Regions from separate parts of the Homo sapiens genome. Here regions 2, 3 and 4 are each linked to region 1. The links are chromatin contacts, found by Hi-C or POLR2A ChIA-PET in ENCODE. All regions are on one chromosome and are shown on one strand. Each heading gives the region's core, a stretch centred on a gene start or an enhancer-like site at or near the end of the contact. The rest is flanking DNA. Distances are from core to core; before and after follow the strand shown. Region 1 overlaps LOC105370003 (a long non-coding RNA gene). Region 2 overlaps LOC124903082 (a long non-coding RNA gene). Region 3 overlaps LOC105370003 (a long non-coding RNA gene). Region 4 overlaps LOC105370003 (a long non-coding RNA gene).

Region 1 (3,496 bases), core at 453-2,952:
ATTTGTGCCTTTGAATAGGCCATTTTATGGCAAAGTACAAATATTTTAAAGAAGAGTTTTACGTATTAAATATTAAAAAACTAGACACAATTCTAGTTTTGTGTCTGCCTTTAAATAATCAGAGTTGGGCCATCAGGTTTCAAGGAAAAAACATTCATTCAATGAAATAATGAATAGCAAAGCTGGATGTTTCATTGACGAAATGTTTTCCAGGGATTTTGACTTTATTATAAATGAGGTTTTATCTCAGGAACTAAAAATACTAGAAAGGAAGGAAATCAACGAAGGGGCTGAAAATACTAGGAAATATTAACCAAGTCCTCCCCTTGAAGAAAGATCTGGAATTTGTAGATGCCTCTGAAAGTCTGAGCAAAGTACAAACAAAAGAAACTATTAGAATCCCAAAGACTTGTTCAGTGTAGAAAGCTTATACACATCCGACTAGTGAATGTGTCTTCTTCAGGGTGGGTGCTTTTGAGGATAACAGATCAAAACATGCACGTGTATATATGCAATGTGTATTACTTTTCATATATTTGTCAAAATTTACGTAGATGGCCATCTAGGAAAACTCCTACATGGTGCAGTTGGAAAGAGAGTATTTGATTTTTGCATGTTATCGACATACTTCCTGAGAATATTACAAATAAAAACATGTCATCCGTTCTTCTAAAGAAAGACATCTTTCTTCTCTCTATTGATTTTGGCAAATTTACTGTCTAATTTGAAACCTGAAGTAATAGAGGCAAAATAAACCCTAAAGAAGGACATCTAACTATGGGATTTTCCATTTTCTCTCTAAGAGATGGCACAGTTATTTAAAAAGGAGAACTCCCAGTGTTTCCTCTGGTTTTAAAGGACAACAAAAAATGTAATAGCCTGGAAAAAAGAAATGAGTCCATTTGATCTTAAGTAGAAATGCTTATTTTCATGGGAAACGCCTATCAACCTGATCTTGAAATATACCTGAATGAGCTGAATTCTTGCTCCTTTGGCAGCGCACTCATTCATTTCAGTTTCTTCTATTTTATTTTATTTTATTTTTTGCCTTTGTTCTGTTATGGTCTCGTAAGCTCTCAGAGGATCATAAATCTTTTTGCAAACTGTGATATGCTGATTTGGAGATCCAGATTAAAAGTGTGCAAAATTGGAGTTTCAAAGAGTTGCTATTATTATTATCTATTAACATAACACTGTAATAGTAATAACAAAAACATCAATAATAAAAGCAATTATAAAAGAGTCAGTCTTTCCCAGATTTTTCATTTTGCCTTTAAATAAAAAAAAAAGTGAAAAGAAGGCTTTGTTTCTAAATGCCTATTCCCAATAATGGAATAATGAGATATTAATATAGTAAAAAATTCATGCATTCCTATGCCTGAAGCTATACCATTAGATTCTTTTGGCAGCCTTGAAATGGGGTGGTGTGGGCATTTAGTGGTGTGGGCTAAGCAGGAAGATGTCTTATAAAAATAGTCAGCAGATGGCACTCCAGCCTCTGCTTACTAGTTTTGGACCTGATTTGGTTGCTGTGCTGTTCTTGGACGTTCAGACTAGGTTAGGGACAGGCACTTTGGGCCTGCTTTTGGATAGTTGAAGATACTGTCAAGAAATATAGAGAAGGAAGAAGGTAATCAAGTCAAGGAGCTGTATTTGGTGGTTGCTGGGCTGGCCGGCTCTTAAGAACCTTTTGCTAAAGCTAGAAAGGAACCATTTATCTTGGTATGGGTGTATTTTGCCCTGCCACACTGGGCGGGAAAAAAACTATTACGTCCTCAGATTATTCAGATTCTTTCAGGGATTCAGGAAAGAAATGAATTCTTTGGTTAGTGGTATAATTACAACACCTTCACATGCCCCGTGGTAATGGAAGACATTAAAAAAGTTTTCCTCAAACCTTTTCCCAAAAATTTCTGCTGAATATAAATCATCACAATAGGAATGCCGGTGGTAGTGGGAGAAAAGGGAGATGATCATGTGTGGTTGTGTGTTTGTGCAGTTGTGTGCATGTGCAGGGCATTGTTAGACATGACATTGTTAGAAATGGGAAGGCAATTGACAGAAGAATATGATGTTGAATGATGAGGATAATGGTTGAAAGCAAAAGTGACATATATTATGAAGGTAGAGTCAAATTATCTGAACTAAAACTGGGGATGCATGAACCAAAATTTTTTCTTGACCACTTCTCAGTGTGAGAGGCAAGGATGGGAATTAGTTCAGAGGCCAAAAGACTTTAAGTTCTGGGACAATGGATGATTATAGAAACACTGCTACAAAGCATCTAAAGTGGGAAGAGTCCTCAAAATCGGGGGGTGTGGGGTGATGGTATTTGGCCACCAAAGTTTGGGGAGAAAAGGGAAAAAGAAGTTTTCATTTTCACAGAGGATTCGAGGTCTTCAAAACACAGCTTCCAAGTGCAGTGAAAACCTCAATGTACTGGAACCTGGCCAATCAGAGCCAAAAAGGCAAATAACCAGGAAACAAGTGGCTATCAGGAATGTATTAACAACAGAAATAACAAAACTTTTTATGATACATCCTGGAGTCTAAGTGAACCAGTTCTTTATCTCTTTTGCATTTTCTGCAGCTCTAATTTTATATAAGACAGAAAAATCTATTTTTGTTTATTCAACATACTATTTTAGAATTACAAAATCTTAGTTAGAAAAGCTGGCGGTAGAATCCAAGCCCTTACTCAAGAAATGAATTCATCCCAGTACAGAAATAATAATTGTGGATCATAGGTCCTTTGTTGGAACCAGAAACTGTGCTTGGTGTTCTACATTTGTCATCTCATTTCATCTTCATCAAAATTCATGAGAGAGGTCTGTTCTCCCACTTTATAGGTGAGGAAACAGTCTCAGAGAGGTTAGGTCATTTGCCCAAGATCACATAGCCTGAAAGATAAAGCTAGAGTTTAAACACCTGGCAGAGTGAGCCTCAAACTAGGACATTTAAGCATGGTTTTCAAGTATACATTCTGAGGCAAGAAAGGGCTCTCTGTTAATGAAGAAAATCCATTGAACCAAAAGTCCCCTTGACCTTTCCTGGAGCAATGTCCCAGGGGAGAGAGATATTTGAGGTATTGAGAAATGGGAAGTGAAAACTTACTGTCCTAAGGAGATGCCATTTGGGTGGAGGCTGAGAGAAGCCAACAATTCTTTTTCTTTTAAGACAGTCTCACTTTGTCACCCAGGCTGGAGTGCAGTGGCGTGATCTCAGGTCATTGCAACCTCTGCCTCCTAGGTTCAAGCAATTCTTCTGCCTCAGCCTCCCCAGTAGCTGGAATTACAGTCATGCACCACCATGCCTGGCTAATTTTTATATTTTTAGTAGAGACAGGGCTTCACCATGTTGGCCAGGCTGGTCTCGAACACCTGACCTTAAGCGATCCGCCTGCCTTGGCCTCCCAAAGTGCTGGGATTACAGGTGTGAGCCACCGTATCAGGCCCAACAATTCTTGTATGGCAGTGAACTTTGCACCACAAGTCTC
Region 2 (3,496 bases), core at 303-2,802, 430 kb after region 1:
TTACCCACTCTCAGGTATGTCTTTATTAGCAGCATGAGAACAGACTAATACACTGTTGAAGGACACTTTTTGAATGCTTCATCACTCAGAGGTGAAAAATCAAAGGGCAATTATGCTGCATTTATAAACAAGTGTTTTTGCTACATTTCTTTAAAGCTACTCATGATTTAACATTTTAAAAAATCAGCATGGCTATGCCACGACTAGTGAATAAGGAGATGTGAATAATACACATCTTCCATGAACGTTTTGAAGTCATTGAAGCCTTTAGTAATGGACTAGATGGCTGGTATTATTGTTTGCATAATCCGCATATTTGGAAGGTCTCAGTTCCTGGGCTACCTTACCCTTGCTCCTAGTCAGTCTGAATCCCGTGCACCCCAGGGGGCTTAGAACAGTGGTTCTCCAACTGGGGTACCTGGACTAACAGCAGCAGCATAACCTGGGAGCTTCTCAGAAATTTACATCCTTGGTCCCCATCCTGAACCTGCTGCATCAGAAGCCGTGGGGGTAGGGCCTGGCAACCTGTGTTATTGTAAGCCCCCCAGGACATTCTGGTAGTCACTCAAGTTTAAGCACCCCTGGCCTTTTCCAAGGTTTTGGTGGCTAAGCTTCTGTTACAAAGCTGCCCCTTTTTCCTGAATTCCCCTCTCTAACCCTGGCCTCACCCTTAATTACATGGCAAAGGTGTGCATGGGGGTTAAGAGTTCAGACTCGGAAGTCAGGGTTCTGGGTTCTAGATTCAGCTGTACCCCAACCAGCTGGGTGACCATGGCCAAGACAGGTAATTTATTTGTATTTTGATTTCTTTACCTGTAAAGGGGGGATGATAATAATAATAGTGTTTGTCTACAATAGTGATTGCAATGATTAAATGAGTTATCACATTAGGGAAATCAAGCAGTGCCTGGCACATAGTAGGTGCTCAAGATATGTTACTGGTTGGGAACAGTGGCTCACACCTGTCATCCCAGCATTTTTGGAGGACAATGGGGGCAGATCACTTGAGGTCAGGAGTTTGAGACCAACCTGGACATCATGGTGAAACCACGACTTTACTAAAAATACAAAGAAAAATTACCTGAGCTTAGTGGCATGCACCGGTAGTCCCAGCTACTCAGGTGGCTGAGCCAGGAGAATCGTTTGAACCCAGGAGGGAAAGGTTGCAGTGAGCCAAGATCGTGCCACTGCATTCCAGCCTGGGTGACAGAGTGAGACTCCATCTCAAAAAAAAAAAAAATGTTACTAATCACAGTTATCAGTCTCCCACCTAGCAAGTAAGTGCCTTAGGTAGAGAACACGTGCTCTGATGGATTTTTGTCTATGCAGTGCCAAGCTGCAGGCTACATACCAAGTAGGCACCCCACTGCATCCCCCTTGGTCATGGTTTGACATCCCTGGCTAAAGTTTAGATCTTGTCCATTGTACTTGTTAAAAAGACAAGGCACTCATTTTTTCTTTTCTTTAATTGAACACTTTGTGAGTGCCAGGCGCTAGGCCAGGCCCTGTGCAAACATTACCTCACATAATCCTCATTGCCAGTCTAGGAAGAAAGGAACGTCCTTACGTAATAGAATAGAGGATAGACTCAGAGAGGCTCAGTGGTTTTCCTGGTGTCAACAGCTGGGTAAATGGCAGAGCCAGGATTATAAAGCAGGTGTGTCTGAACTCAACATAGAGGTTTCCTCTAGAGAAGAAGAAGTGAACTCTGTAAGATAGAGACTGCCTTTTCCTTTACTGGAAATACTCTTATAACCTTTTCTAATTATAATGTGACCTATATTTGTTTAAAACTTCAAACAACATAGAAATATGACATATATGGCAAGTGGACATATTCTAGTAACTCTGCCTACCAAGAATAAACACTTTGGTAATCCAGTAGGCATAAGTCTGATTTTTTAGGTACACATAAAAACACAGACATTCACTGTCTTTCTTAATAAAAAACAAAATCATACTTTACATCTTTTTATACATTGCTATTTTTAACTTAATCTACTGGGAAATCTTTGCATGTCAATACATCCATTTGCTAATGTCACATGGATTGAAAACTAGATCTCCTGGCTCCTCCCAGCTCTGTCCCATTCCAGGACCATTTTCTTTATGCCAATTGCCAATATTTCTCAGCCAAAAGCTGAGATTCTTGGCAGAGTTTTTCACTTGACCCAGTGTACCTTCATGTGTAAATAGGCTGTTCTCTAATTATAATTCATGATGTTTGCATGTAATAGAAGTCCTGGCCGAGAAGTGTTAACTTCATTGGATATCAACCACAGAATTTTTTTCTTCCAAATCACCACCCCCTCCCAAAAATAGAAAAAAGGAAAAGAAATGGCCAGGGCTACAGACAGGCCTTTATTTCTAATACATTGCCTGAGCCCTTGTATTAGGTCATGTTTTCTCTGGCGAGAACTGCCCTTGTATTTTTTTTTTTCCTGTCCGTTTAGTCTATAAATGAAATGGAGTTACTGCCCCTATTAAAATGGAACATTGTGCCCTTAGTTTGCTCTTAACGGGTGGGAAAACCCCATTAAGTGTTTGTGAAATATGTCTTAAATACAGGAATTTTAATCTAGTGGTCTAATAAATCCCTCTCCTCTACTCAAATGAAAGTCTTAGGTTTTCCGGCATCTGTTCAGTTATTTGTTCACCAAAACTTCCTTACAAAAATCTGACCCTGAGAACTGTGAATTAAGGACGTTTCTTCCATTGGGGTTTTTTTTTAAAAAAAGACATCTTTCAAAGTAAGAAGGAACTTTGACAGGTGTATTTCATGGTAAGACACTATTTTTGAAACGTGCCTGGAATTCTTGCTCTTGGAGGGTAAAAGCCATGAAATCTCTGTGACTGCCCCAGGATGTGACAACTCATAATATTCTAAGACCTAAGACTTCGTAAAATTGTAAGTCCATTCCTTTGCCTCAACGTTCGATGGCTTCTAAAAAGTACACTCTCCTTTGGGACCATATTTCACGGGCGTTGGAAAGTTTCTCCTTAGCACATCAAGCTGGATATAAGTAGATTAAATTCATCTCTTCTGCATATTTATGTCTACTTTTTTTTTTTTACGGAAAAGATGTTTATTAGGAAACTCTGAGTATATTTTCTGGTGTAAGTTCTATCTTTATATTGGAAGCAATAGGAGAAGATGTACACTTACATTTTAGGTCAAGGTTTATATTTTTTAGCCCCAACAATTTAATATTTATTTCCTAAAATCAAGGGCATTTCCCTTTATAATAAAAATATAACTATTAAATTCAGAAGAGTAGTATTGACACATTGTTACCCTATAGTTCTCAGATGTCATTCAAGTTTCGCCTATTGTCTCTATGATGTGTTTGTAGGCTGGCACGGTGGCTCACACCTGTAATTCCAACACTTTGGGAGGCTGAGGTGGGAGGGTTGCTTGAGCCTAGGAGTTCAAGACCAGCGTGGGCAACATAGCAAGACCCATCTCCACACATAGTAAAAAGATTAACCAGCTGTG
Region 3 (3,496 bases), core at 569-3,068, 350 kb after region 1:
CAACAGTTTTGTCTGCTTTTTCACTTAATATAAATAAAATGCATTCTTTTGTGGTTGATTTATTTTCCCGAACACTGTGTATGTGAGCTTCCTTTCTGTTGTGTCTGAAGCTTTTGTTTGTTTATCATTGAATGTCATTTTGTTGTATGATGATATGATTATTGATTGATTCTTCTGTTGAGGGGTATTTGATTTATTTGCGGGTTAATGTGAATAGTATCATTATGAATATTCTTTTCCCTCTCTTGGTACACTCATTTCTGTTAGGTATGTACCTAGGAAGGGAATTGCTCAGTTAAAGCATGCATTTATATTTTTATGTATGTCAAAATGTTTTCAAAAGTGTTTGTACCAAATTATATTCTTACCATCAATGTGTAAGAGTTCAGGTTGTTCCACATACTTGGCAGCACTTGGTATTGTCTGTATTTTGAATTTATAGTAGTTCTGGTAATTGGGTAGTAGTATCTCATTGAGGCTGTAACTAGCATTACTATGATTATTATTGAGGCTGACCAACAGTTTATATGTTTGCCATACTTTTGGAGATCTTTTATGAAATGCCTGTTTGAATCTTCTGCCCATTTTTTTAAAATTGGGTTATCTCTCTTTTTCTTACTGATTTCTGAAGCTGTTTACATATTCTGAAAATGAGCCTTTACTAGGTGATAAGTGTTGCAAGTATCTTTTTCTTTTCTGTTACTTGACTTTTCACTGTTTTAATAGTGTGTCTTTGTGAACAGAAATTCGTATTTTATATACACATACACACACACACACACACACACACACACACACACACACACACATATATTTCCTTTAAATTTGATTTTTGGGGACTGTCTTTTGTTTTTGTTTAAGAAATCATTCCCTGCCTGAATAAAAATTAAAAAAAAAAACTCTCCTATAGTGTTTTCTAGAAGCTTTATTGTTTTTACTTCCATATTTAGATATACAATATATCATTTTGTTCTTTGATTTTTCTCGCATCATACAGCCTTCTTTTCTGTTCCTGGGATACCCCTAAATCCCATGTCAGAAAAGACGTGCAGCTTTATGACTTAGCAAAAGTGATAGCAACAACACAATCATAATAACCGAGATGCGTGCAAGACCTTGTGACACACATTTCCATCCATTAACTGATTTAATTCTTTCATATCAGCCCTTGGAAACTGTTGAAGTGAGCATCATAATGCCCATTTTAAAGATGGAAAGAGTGAGCCTTAGAGAAAAGTAACTTGCCCAAGTTCACATAGCTGATAAATAGCAGAACAAGGAGATTCAAATATAGATCTGCCTGGTTTCAAAATATATTCTCCTTTTATCGCCTGGTGTTGATTAAGATGACTTGAGGTTACTAAGTCCCTGTTACTCACAGTTTTGTGTAAGATTTTCCAAGAATCTCACAGGAATTTTGTGTGCAGCCAAAAAATTCCTGGTATTTCCCATGATGTCATTGGACTGAGATATAGAATAGGTTTCTTTTCATGTAATCTGCAGAGCAGAGGTGCACCAGAGAGTTGGGTCATCAGAGGGTTAACATTTTGACTTGCCTAGGGAAATAAGAGTTTCTTTACCTCTGGTCCTCCCTCATCCTCTGGGAAGCCTCGGATGCTGTTTTACAGCCTGGCTGATCTTACGGTAAATGATACAAGCAGCAGCTTTTAAAAATCCGAGTTGCTGCTTCGAGTATTAGAAATGCCTCTAGAGTTTGGTAGTTAAAGCCAAAGCAGATGGATAAACACTAGTAGCTGCCGAAGGTGGTGCATGATGTCAATGGAGAACAGGCAAGGCAGGTCTTTCGTAGGGGACAGCCGTTGTTTGACCTGGCAGCGCCCTCACTTCTTCAGGGACTGGTGATCCTTTGATAAATTGCTCCTGCCTCCTCTCTAAACATATGGTTTGAATAGAGGCTGTCCATGCTAGCTCCCCACCCTCTTGGGCTGGGTGATGGGTACAGCATTGGACACACCATCCAACAGAGCCAATGAGGTGCCTTCCCTGGGATTTTTCCAACCAAAGCAGGAAAGAAAGTCTGTTCCTATTTTGATACATCTCTGAGGAACACTTCCCAGGCAATAAATATCTATGAAATGAATGAATGAATCCCCATTGCCAAGTGAACTCTCAGAGGGTATCTCTGTTCATAGTGAGAATTTATCATGCTTTTGGATAAGTACGTGAATAAATTAGGAGAGCATGCGTGTGTTCATAAACGGGGATGTAAGAGAGTAAGTGAATAAATAAACAAGTGAATATATACTCTGCAATTCTGATTGTTTATATTTCTCATACTGATAGACATTTGCATTCCAAAGAGATCCACTTTGTTCCAGTTATCTTTGCTGTGTAACAAAGTGTCCAAAAACTTAATGGTATAAACAACCATTTCATTAGGTAACAGATTCTGTGACTCAGAAGTTTTGATAGAAGGTGCAGACAGGTGTTCTCTGCTCCAAGATGTCTAAGGTCTAATCTGGACATAATTCAATGGCTGGGATATGTAGGTGCTAAGCGAAGGGATTTCTAGGTGATCCCAGCTCCCAGGACCTGTTAAATCCTAAACCAGACCATGGCACTCCTCTGTTCAAAACGAACAGCTCACTCCAACCTCGTGACCTTTGCACTACAGCCCCCTCTGCTTGGAATTCTCTGCTACAGAAATCTGCAAGGCAGATTTACTTACAGGAACTGGGATCACTTAAAAATGCCATCGCTTAGCACTTACATATGGCCTCTCCATGTGGCCTGGGCTTCCTCTTAGTGTGGCAGCCTCAGGGTTAGTTGGAACTCTTACATGGTGTTTTGAGGTTCTAGCATAAGTGTCTTAGTGGACAGGGCAGAAGCGGTATTGCTTTTTATGAAGTTGCACAATATAACTTTTGCCATACTCTATTAGACTCTACTGGTCAAAACCTTAGAAGTTACACAATATAATTTCTGCCATACTCTATTAGACTCTACTGGTCGAAACAGTCACAGCCCACCCAGGTCTAAAGGATGGGAACACAAACCCCAACCGCTGGATGGGAGGGTGCAAGGTCATATTGTAGAAGAGCATATAGAATGGAAAATATTGTTGTGTTCGGAAAACAATCAGCCACATGATTTAAATCAAATCAATTGGTCTCTGGGGGAGTTTTTAGTTTTAGGAAGATATTTCTCAGGACTCCTGAAGTCAAAGCTTTAAGATGACCTCTTAGAGGATCTGTATATACCCTAGCACTGTCTAGAGCAAAGTATTCCACCAGGATTCACCAATGGAAATAAGACATAGTGGGTCGAAAATGGCCCCCAACTATGTCCACATCCTAATCCCCGAAACCTGTGACTGTGTTATCTTACATGACAAAAGAGCCTTTGTGTGTGTGATGAAGATAAGAACCTTGAGATAGGAAGAGGATAAGAGAGAAGCAGAAGTGTCAGAGTCAGAGAAGGAGATGTGATGCTGGAAAGAGGGCTGAGAGAGATGAGAAAAATGCTACACTGCTGG
Region 4 (3,496 bases), core at 498-2,997, 300 kb after region 1:
AATGACTGTTTGTGAAGTGCGCCAGAGCCTTACATGAAAGGCACAGGTGAGCACAGTCCTGCCCCCTGAAGTCAGGACACCTGCTGAGCCTAGCCCCTTGTGGGGTCCAGCTATTCCTGCAACCGCTGGCTCTGAAGGCCTTGTCCCTGCAGGCGGGCCGGCCATGCAGAAAGTGCCACAGGATGCTGAGATGGGCAGGGGACACGCAGAGTTATGGGGAGGAGCCCAGGGCGAGAAAAGAAAAGGGAAGATACAGACAAATGAGTGAAAGAACGGAGAAGTGAGAGGGAGTTGGGGACGCAGAAAGAAAAGATGCAGAGAGAGGAGGACAGGCAAGGACTCGGAGAGACAGGGAAGGGAGAGAGAAGGGGAGAGGCAGGTCAGAGTCAGAAAGATGGAGAGAGGGAGAGAAGACAGACACAGGGAGAGGGGAGGGACTGGCTCCAAGTTAGGTGAGGAAGAGAGAAATAGAACAGGGAGAGAGGGAGAAACTAAGAGGGGATGCTAAGAGAGAAGAGAGCGACAGAATCAGCAGGAGGTGGAGAGAATCAGAGAGGTGGGGAGTAGGAGACAGAAAGGTCAGGAAGTGCACAGAGACAGGTACAGGAGACAGGGAGCAACTGGAGACACAGACACACATGCACACGCACACACACACGAACACGCGCGCACACACGCTCGCGGCGAGGGCTGGGGAGGGAGGGAATTTAGGGGAGAGGCGCAGACAAGAGACAGACATGGGCAAGTCACACACTTTCGGGAGAGACATCGCAGAGGGAGAGGGAGAGGAAGGGCAGGGGAGGGGAGGGGAGGGGAGGGGAGGGGAGCCCGCTCCAGCTGCCCACCCATCCCCCGCCCTTCCGCAACGCCAGCATCCTGCGCCCCTCCCCCGCCGCCTCTTATCAGCGGCGAGCGCGGCGCGCGGCGGCCTTGGGCTCGAGGAGGCGGCGCGGCGCGGGGCCTGATTGCAGGTGCGCCGGCGCCGCCGAGTCTGCAGCGGCCGCTCAGTGGCCGGCCCGGCGGCCGGGCGGGTGGCGGCGGCAGGCACGGCGCGAGCGAGGGGCGCGGGGGCGCGGCCTCCCCTTCGCACGCAGGGCGGTAGAATGAGCCGCACGGCCGCGCGCCGCTCGCCCCTCGCCCCGGGCCGGCCGTGAACTTGCCGGGGCCGCCTGCAGGGAGAGGCGGGCCCCGCTGGCACCTGCCGCCCTCCGCTCCCAACTCCGTCCACGCCCGGGGCTCGCAACCCACGCGGACAGGAGACTGCTGGCTATTGGCACTGTCACGACGCTGCTGTGTTTGAGCAACATCTATCTTGAGAGAGATTAATAAAAACAGCGACGTTTTCCAAAGATGCCACTGTTCACAGGACATCCATTGTTTTTTACTTGCTTGGCTGAAGTTAGCAGAGCCTTGAATAGCAGGGCCTACCTGGCTTTGCATCTGAACTTTGCCTTTTTCTAACTGTGGCCTTGGGCTAGTGTCTTGCCTCTCTGCATCTCTATCTTCTCCCCTGGGAAACGGGAAGAATAAAGGTGTCTGCGTCACAGGGATGCCGGGAGGTTAAAGACAGGCAAAGATATAAGTGGTTCAACAGTCCCCAACACATAGAAGCTGTTCTGTAGGACCAGGCTGGTGTTATCATCATTAGTGGGGCTGGGGAAGGGTTGACAAAGGAGCTGGTGGACATCCACCTCCTGCTAACCCCAAGGATCGGTGCCTCGGAGTCTCCTTCCTCTCGGCTGCAGGAGGCCAGGAGTCCTGGGTGTGCCTGCTGGCCTCCCTCGGGAATGGCCAAGTCAACTCCTGGCTCAGGGTCCCATATTCCTTCTCAGAAAAATGGGCCTTGGGCCATCAACCCAAGACTCTAATAACCTGTCTTTCCCCGAGGGTTGCCGAGGATCCAAGGGCAGGGTGGCTACACGCCTGATTTGGTATTGATATCTGGTTCCATCTCTAAGAGCTCTGTAGCTTTGGACCAGGTCATGTCACTTCCCCTAAGGCGCAGCTTGGCAATAGCAGCAGTGGTGCCTAGGGGCGTTGTGGGGATTATCTGGGTGCTGCAGCCCTGGAGCTGGGATTTTTCAGACCTCCGTGTGTGAAGTCCTGCAAGCTGAGAGCCTCCAGATGACCCAACTTAAGATCCACCCAAGCATGCACAGCCAGGACCCGCTCTCCCAGCTGCCGCCAACCAATGATTGGGCATGGCAGAGGTGCTAGAGCCCAGCCTCTCCTGCCTGGTTTGGGACTGCTCTGATGGCCGATCTTTGCGGGCCACTCCTCATCACCAGGCAGAGACTTTCTCGGAGTGGACCAGACCTATCCTGCAGGCTCTTCCTGCCCAGTCCGCCTCCCTTCTCTTCTTCCCCTGTGGGACCTGCATCCTGATGTGCAGGTTCTCCTGGACTACTCCTGCTTCATTCCCCTTTATCCTTCACAGACATCTCCCTCAGTAAATGTCTCATTCCATCTAGACTTCCGCTTCCCAGAGGACTGAAACTAACACAATGAATTAATATGTAAAAGACTCACATACAAAGCCCCTAGTAGGTGCTAGGAACTATTATTATTATTATTACTATTATGATGATGCCTTCCTGCTGTCAGCATTCTAACTGAATATCCTGAGCAAATGAGCTTTTTCTTCCTTTCTGTCCCATTTTCTCTCTATTCTGCAAACACTTCCCGAGAGACCCTCCCAGAAGCCAAGCTGCATGCTTCCTGCTGGATTTACAGAGCTCAGCCCCTGCCCTCTTCCTGCCCAGCAGGGGAGACAGAGAAGAAACAAGGATGATAAAAGCTTGGATAGGCAGAAGCAGCAAAAGACAGCAGGCTGGAGGAGGGAGGAGCAATCAGGGAAGGCCTCCTGAAGGAGATGATGTGTGTTACGTCATGAGAGATGAATGAAGTTATTCACATCACCCAGACAGAGGGGAGGATCCATACCCAAATAAGTTAGGCAAATGAAACACAAACCTATGGTGGGGCCAGGTGGGAAGTTTTCCGTTGGGAGGGTTTGAGAGTCTTTCTGGAAAGGGTGACATTTAATTTGACACTGTGGTATAAATACGAGGGCTGTGTTGCTGAATGGTTAGATGAGTGGGGGTCTCAAACTAGTCTGCTTACCAGAGCCAGGCAGGTCAGAGACATGAGTGATGGGGAATAAGGAGGCCCCTCATCTGCCAGGGGTTGGCTGCTCTTCATTTATAGTCAACGGTTGCCACATGGAAATGCAAGCCCAGGGGGCTAGATTTTCTGATTTTGCAAGGAGAGCTGGATATTTTAATGTGAAATTTCCCGTTTTCTTTTATCTTGATGACTCAGCAAAAAAAAAAAAAAAAAAAACATTAAGGGAAATGTAAATAAAACCAACAAACACTGAGCAGGTTGAACAAAACATATCCACGTGCCAGATTTGGCCCTGGAACCACCAACTTGAGACCTCTGGGTTGAAGCCTCGATGTTGGAAGAGAGGGCAGACCCAGATATCAGATCAAAC

The links. A loop is a pair of places that touch in the nucleus more often than their neighbours do. ChIA-PET counts read pairs that join two places held with the same protein, here RNA polymerase II (POLR2A). Pooled maps may share reads with other maps.
Region 2: a loop to region 1 is called in a pooled map, with 2.1 times the contacts of the local background. The contact joins two enhancer-like sites. A Hi-C loop is called at or near these places in 1 of 168 maps with a recorded cell type or tissue (heart left ventricle) and 5 of 50 pooled maps. POLR2A ChIA-PET finds 5 or more read pairs at or near these places in 1 of 52 experiments (Panc1).
Region 3: a loop to region 1 is called in a map of PC-3, with 4 times the contacts of the local background. The contact joins two enhancer-like sites. A Hi-C loop is called at or near these places in 1 of 168 maps with a recorded cell type or tissue (PC-3) and 5 of 50 pooled maps. POLR2A ChIA-PET finds 5 or more read pairs at or near these places in 1 of 52 experiments (MCF 10A).
Region 4: a map of cardiac septum shows a loop between it and region 1 (4-fold over the local background). The contact joins two enhancer-like sites. A Hi-C loop is called at or near these places in 1 of 168 maps with a recorded cell type or tissue (cardiac septum), 1 of 37 single-sample maps with no recorded cell type and 8 of 50 pooled maps. POLR2A ChIA-PET finds 5 or more read pairs at or near these places in 1 of 52 experiments (WTC11).

Annotation. Positions count from the first base shown.
Region 1 is chr12:115,751,306-115,754,801 of GRCh38, reverse strand. All of the region lies in intron 1 of LOC105370003 (a long non-coding RNA gene), which reads left to right. Among named protein-coding and RNA genes, the nearest start is that of LINC02463, 130 kb to the left of the region's middle. Within about 2 kb of position 1,702, at least 2 of the 41 ENCODE cell types and tissues checked have a DNase peak (open chromatin) inside an H3K27ac peak, as active enhancers do.
Region 2 is chr12:115,324,092-115,327,587 of GRCh38, reverse strand. The region is part of intron 5 of LOC124903082 (a long non-coding RNA gene); the gene reads left to right. Among named protein-coding and RNA genes, the nearest start is that of LINC02463, 560 kb to the left of the region's middle. Within about 2 kb of position 1,552, at least 2 of the 41 ENCODE cell types and tissues checked have a DNase peak (open chromatin) inside an H3K27ac peak, as active enhancers do.
Region 3 is chr12:115,403,298-115,406,793 of GRCh38, reverse strand. All of the region lies in intron 3 of LOC105370003 (a long non-coding RNA gene), which reads left to right. Among named protein-coding and RNA genes, the nearest start is that of LINC02463, 480 kb to the left of the region's middle. Within about 2 kb of position 1,818, at least 2 of the 41 ENCODE cell types and tissues checked have a DNase peak (open chromatin) inside an H3K27ac peak, as active enhancers do.
Region 4 is chr12:115,449,548-115,453,043 of GRCh38, reverse strand. The region is part of intron 2 of LOC105370003 (a long non-coding RNA gene); the gene reads left to right. Among named protein-coding and RNA genes, the nearest start is that of LINC02463, 430 kb to the left of the region's middle. RefSeq lists a silencer at 1,019-1,128. Within about 2 kb of position 1,747, at least 4 of the 41 ENCODE cell types and tissues checked have a DNase peak (open chromatin) inside an H3K27ac peak, as active enhancers do.